Linked DNA regions of Homo sapiens: region 2 is linked to region 1. Evidence: chromatin contacts called from ENCODE Hi-C or POLR2A ChIA-PET data. All regions are on one chromosome and are shown on one strand. Each heading gives the region's core, a stretch centred on a gene start or an enhancer-like site at or near the end of the contact. The rest is flanking DNA. Distances are from core to core; before and after follow the strand shown. Region 1 overlaps LOC105377721 (a long non-coding RNA gene). Region 2 holds the start of FBXW11 (F-box and WD repeat domain containing 11).

Region 1 (2,542 bases), core at 18-2,517:
GCAAGGTTGGGCAAGACACTTCACCTCATTGATCCTCAGTCTCCCCATCTGTAACAGAAATAATACTGGAACATACCCCCGTTTGGGTTGTTCCTAGTATTAGGGGAGATTGTGTATATAGAACTCTTGGTATTGTGTTTGCCACATGGTGAGTGCTCTATGGATGTAACCTACCATTATCATTATTTTGAAAAGCTGCCGAATTTTGTGAAGGTTTACAAACGTTTCCTTTGGTGGTCTCTGATCTCATCAATCCTAGCCTCCACCTTCAGCTCCCATCCCAGCCATCCTCCCCACTGCAGTGGCTGACTCTGGGTGCCATGAGGCCTCTGCATTGGGCCTGGGACTCCACTGCTTAGACCTGGTTGCTGGTCCCAGCTCTGTCACTGACCAGCTGGGTGGTCTTGGGTGAGTCATTTTACTTCTCCAGACCTCGGTCTTGTCATCTGTTAAGTGGGAATGATGTCACTGTATACCTTCTAGGGGTGTTGTAGGGATTAGTACAGCACCTGACACATAATAAATGCTCAATAATTGCTGTAACGATTACGTTTAGTTGGGGTAGGCCGTTTGGGTTTTATTTTTTTAATCAAGTTGTGGGGGGGTGGGCGCCCTCTAGTGGTGAAGCCCCACCTGGTGGGGGGTGCCTCAGCCTTTAGCCTGGGTGGGGAGGATAGTGAAGGAAGGACCTGTGGACTCACATATTAGACGGGGACCTTCTTGGAACCAGGGGTGTGTTCCAACCTAGGGCTACCACAGCCGACCCTGGGACCAGTGATCTGTACGCTGGCTTGGCAGGGAGGGCAGAGAAGGAAGCTCTGGCTTAGACCCCTGGGTAAACATCTCTGCAAAGAAGGAAGAGACAGTGGCCACCATAGAGAGAGAAGACAGGCATGAGAGGGTGCAGAGGCAGTTCTCATTCTCCCCTCTTCTATTGCTAGACACACCCTCACTACCATCCTCCCAGTCCATTTTACGGATGGAAAAACCGAGGCCCACAGAGGTAAAGGCGCTCTCCTGCGGTCACACAGGACATCCAAGGCAGAACGCATGCCAGCACCTGAGCTCCAGGTCCAGTGCTCTCTGCTCCACACTACAAGGTCAGCTTAGCCAAGCCAGGTGACGGGAAGCAGAGGACATTTCATTGAATCATACAGTGAAATTTCGAAGAAGGGGAAAAAAGCAGCAGGCGGAGTTCCCAGGGCTGGAGCCCTGCCCAGCTAGTCCCAGAGCTCAGGGAGGGTGGGAATGACGCAGCCTGGGCCCATAGCGGTCTCAGGAGCACCATTCGCCGGGAATCTGCAGGCAACGGCAGCCAGAAGGGCTGCAGAGGCTCTGGGAAGGACGGCTGAGCCGGCGGCGGCCCAGGCTGACTCCACAGGGACGCCAGGATTCCCTCCATCACAGAATCCAAGAGGACCCCCACCTATCCCCAACCCCCACACACACAAACACAGAGAATAGCCCAGGCCCAGCAGAGCGGACGGGCAACAGAAGCCTCCTCTGCAAGGAAGGGGTCAGCCTGGAGCAGAGAAATCCCCGCAGACCCATGAGAGGGGCGGCCACGAGCAGGAGTCCAGGCCCAGCTGTGGGCCGGGGCTGAGGCCGAGGGTTGGAGGCTGTGGACACGGCCAGCTCCCTTCCCTACTCAGACAGGCTCCCTTCCTGTCCTCCAACCTGGGAGGCCTTGCCTGCTATGTGTCCGAAAAGCTTTCTCACGAGTTATAGCTCAGCTGAGACTCACAATGCCTCTGTCGGATCATCCCAACCTACAGGCGAGGAAGCTGAGGCTCCATGCGAGGAAGGGGCTGCAGGCTTTCAGAGCCATTCCCACCCAGCATGACTGTCTGACATCACCCCCTTTGACATCCTGAGATCTGCAGCATTAGGCCAGGGGAAGGAGGGCATGGATCTGGTCAGCCACTGGCCCCCAGGACCCTAGTAAAATGCTATCCCCTACCCCAGCACTTAGCAGCTCCCGAGCCCCAGTGATCACGCACTCCCAGGGCAAGATGTGGAAGGAGGTGGTGCATGATGACACAAAGAAAGCAGGCTTTGGCTCAGCTGGACCTGAGTTCAAATCCTGGCTCTGCTGTATATTTTCTGGGTGACCTTGGACATGTCATTTGCCTCTCAGCTACCCAGTTTTCTGAGCTGACAGAAAAGCATAGTATCCTCTGCACATGCCGTTCGTAGTAAAAGTAAGAGCTACCGTTTATTGCACCCTTTAAGATCAGGTCCTGTTCTCATCACTGTCGCTGCTTTAGATGATCTAAGCCTTTCAACAATGCCCCAATATATTATTACTCATAGCTCCATTTGCAGAGAGGAAACAGAAATATCTAGGAATAGGCAGAGCGAGGATTTGAACTCAGCCTGTCTGGTCCCTAAATACTAAGTTACGGTGTCCATTTATCACATAGGAAAAGCACATCACAGATGTCAGATGTGCTATGGGGCTGGAAAGTTTGGGATGAGTGGAGATGGCAAGGTTCAGAAACAGATTGACCAAGGAGTGCCCGTCTCTGCCAGGATCCATTTG
Region 2 (2,542 bases), core at 16-2,515, 520 kb before region 1:
GGATTACAGGCGTGAGCCACTGCGCCCGGCCAGGCTGCTGTTTCTTTATCTGCACAGCTTTAGCCTCAATCTAGAATTCCCTTCCTCTAGATAAGATGAACTGAGATGCTCAATCATGGAACGACCCTCTCTTCCTGACAGTATCTAATCCAGTGAAGCTCTCACTTCCTTAAACCCTCTCCCAAATCACTAACAACTCTTACCGAGAGGCCCTATCGTTCCTCAATGTGTGTTCTCAGTCACTGCAACTAGTAATAAACCCAGCTTGTTCAACGATCCGTGTCTTCCTGGTGGGATTTGGTTAGAGGGCACGGACAGACCTAAGTTACACAGAGTTGGAGGCTGAGTTCACTAGAAGGAGTCTCCGCTTGTGTGTTCCTTCTTAGCCACTCTTTTGGTTAGTGTCTGTCGTCCCTCCACCAGAATTAAGCTCCATGAGAACAGGAGCCTTGTCTGTCATGTTCAGAGCTGATTCTCAGCGCCTAGAACGGTACGCAGCGGAAGCTGGATGCTTAAAAAATAACCATTTTCTGAACGAATGAATGAGGGGCTCGATATACGCACGTCCCCTTTAATCTCGCAGCTCCTCGCAGATCGTGTGACATACAGACAGCACCACAGCACATTTCCCAAAACCCCGTCTTTCCCGAAGAAATCTCGAAACTCTCACTCCTGGGATGCCCATCCTCTCAGAGCCTCTTCCCCAGGCCGAGCTTCTCTCACTCGCTGGCCCCTTCCCACACCTGAGCCCCAGGTCTATACACCTTCCTAACGCACCTAGAACCCACCTGTCTCCACCATCTGCCCCTACCATCAGACACTGCCGGACGGGCCGCGCAGCTACCTAGGCGTCTAGGGAGCACTGCGGCATGGACCGCGCATGTGCGGAAATGGGTCGCATACGCAGGACCTCCGACAAGTGAGGAGTTGCCTCGGAGTTTCCGTCCCGGTCTGGGCAGCCTTGGGCTGCCAGGAAGTCAAGAGAAGCTAGCCGGAAGGACAACCCGGGCGCACGGCTTTCTGGGACACGTAGTCGTGGCGCTCTCGAGGCCCTGCCATGAGCAAGCTCTTAACTCTTCAGGTCTGCACGTCCTACGCCCACCGTCCAGTGCTACTCTCAGCTCGGAGTTCAGCTTCGGGCTGCCAAGAGCCAGCAACCTGGTGTCAGAGGCTCGGTCCCACAACGCTCTGCGGGCCGCGGCGCCTGCTGGGAGGTGTAGTCCCCGATCTGCGTACTGCGTTCGCCGAGGGGGAGGGCGGAGCTGCCGGCGGCCCGGGCGGGCTGGCAGCTAGAGTGGGTGCGATAGCCGCCTCCGCCTCTGCCGCCTCCGCCGTCGCCTCCTCCGCCCGGGCCGTTCGCTGCTGCGCGGGGAGAGCGAGGCGGGGCCGCCGGGGCCGCCATGGAGCCCGACTCGGTGATTGAGGACAAGACCATCGAGCTCATGGTGAGTGCGGCCCGCTGGACCGTCTGTGCTTCCGTCCGTCCGGCCCCGGGCGGGCCTGCCCACCTCAACGTCCGGTGCGAGGCCGGCTCTGGCCCTTCCCAGACGCCTCGACCCAGACCCGGGCCCCCAGCCTTCCCTGGCCTCGGACCTGGCGCGGGCTCCTCTGATCCCTCGACATCTCCGGCCGGTCCTGGCCCGGCCCCCTCCATGCCCCTCGCTTCTCCCCCTCCCCCTGGTCCCGTCTCCGGTCCCAGCTCTCGGACGACCCTCGCTCGTTTATGCTGTAGACTTAGGTCGCACTCGCTCTAGCACCCCATTCTCCTTCTTTTAGAAAGGGATTTTTTTTTCTTTCCTCTGTTTCGGCCCAGGCCCGCACCGCGCTTGCAAGCCCCACTCAGGCCGAGTGAGATGGTGGGAAGGAGTACGGAGATGGGTTGGGGCCGCCTGGGCCTCCGCGTCCTAGGAGAGGTCTCAGCACCCACTCCCCAGCCTAGGTCTGTGTGGATGCCAGGATAGGCCCTACAGAGCTGGGGGGGCAGGGAGCTTTCGGGTTTGAGGCTGTGGCGGATAAGGAGGCCTCTTTCCCGGGCCCTTGTGGTGTCCGGCTTCTCGGACAAAGGGTTTCCTACCCGGCGGAGAGGGATGTTTGCATAGCAAGGGCCCAGGTACTCTGGATTCCATCCTCCAGGAAAGAGAAGGCGCAACTTCACGTTTTCCAGAGCTGCTTTGGGAAATTGGAGATGACTGGGGAGGGAGCCATCCTCATCACTGCCGCGAGGTCTTTCTTCTCAGAAAGAAAAAAAAAAGAGGGGAATCCTTGGCCCCCGGGGGAAGCGACCACTCTTCTGTTAGAAACCACTGGCAGCCAGGCCAGACTCCCGGTCCGTGGACACCCTCCACCCTCCTCCGAAGCTTTAGGATTTGAAACCAGAAGGGGTTTTTAGGAACAGGACAGTGAGAGAGTGGCTAGAAGTGAAGAATTTGCTAATTGATGGATGATTTGGTGGAAGAAATAAAATATGGCAGATATTACCTGCCAACGTGAACATGAGGGAAATCAAATTGGGCTCTGGAGAGCTGGGAAGAGGAAGTCTGCA

What was found. Hi-C counts contacts between places; a loop is a spot of excess contacts on that map. ChIA-PET counts read pairs that join two places held with the same protein, here RNA polymerase II (POLR2A). Pooled maps may share reads with other maps.
Region 2: a loop to region 1 is called in a pooled map, with 4 times the contacts of the local background. The contact joins the promoter of FBXW11 here to the enhancer-like site in region 1. A Hi-C loop is called at or near these places in 2 of 50 pooled maps. POLR2A ChIA-PET finds 5 or more read pairs at or near these places in 3 of 52 experiments (H1, MCF 10A and WTC11).

What each region holds. Positions count from the first base shown.
Region 1 is chr5:171,482,681-171,485,222 of GRCh38, reverse strand. All of the region lies in intron 2 of LOC105377721 (a long non-coding RNA gene), which reads left to right. Among named protein-coding and RNA genes, the nearest start is that of FGF18, 64 kb to the right of the region's middle. Within about 2 kb of position 1,267, at least 6 of the 41 ENCODE cell types and tissues checked have a DNase peak (open chromatin) inside an H3K27ac peak, as active enhancers do.
Region 2 is chr5:172,005,361-172,007,902 of GRCh38, reverse strand. It overlaps FBXW11 (F-box and WD repeat domain containing 11), which reads left to right and starts at 1,265. Exons shown (of 14, transcript NM_001378974.1): 1 at 1,265-1,445. The coding sequence starts at 1,401. RefSeq lists enhancers at 941-1,210, 754-1,381, 1,981-2,100 and silencers at 1,241-1,520, 1,531-1,640.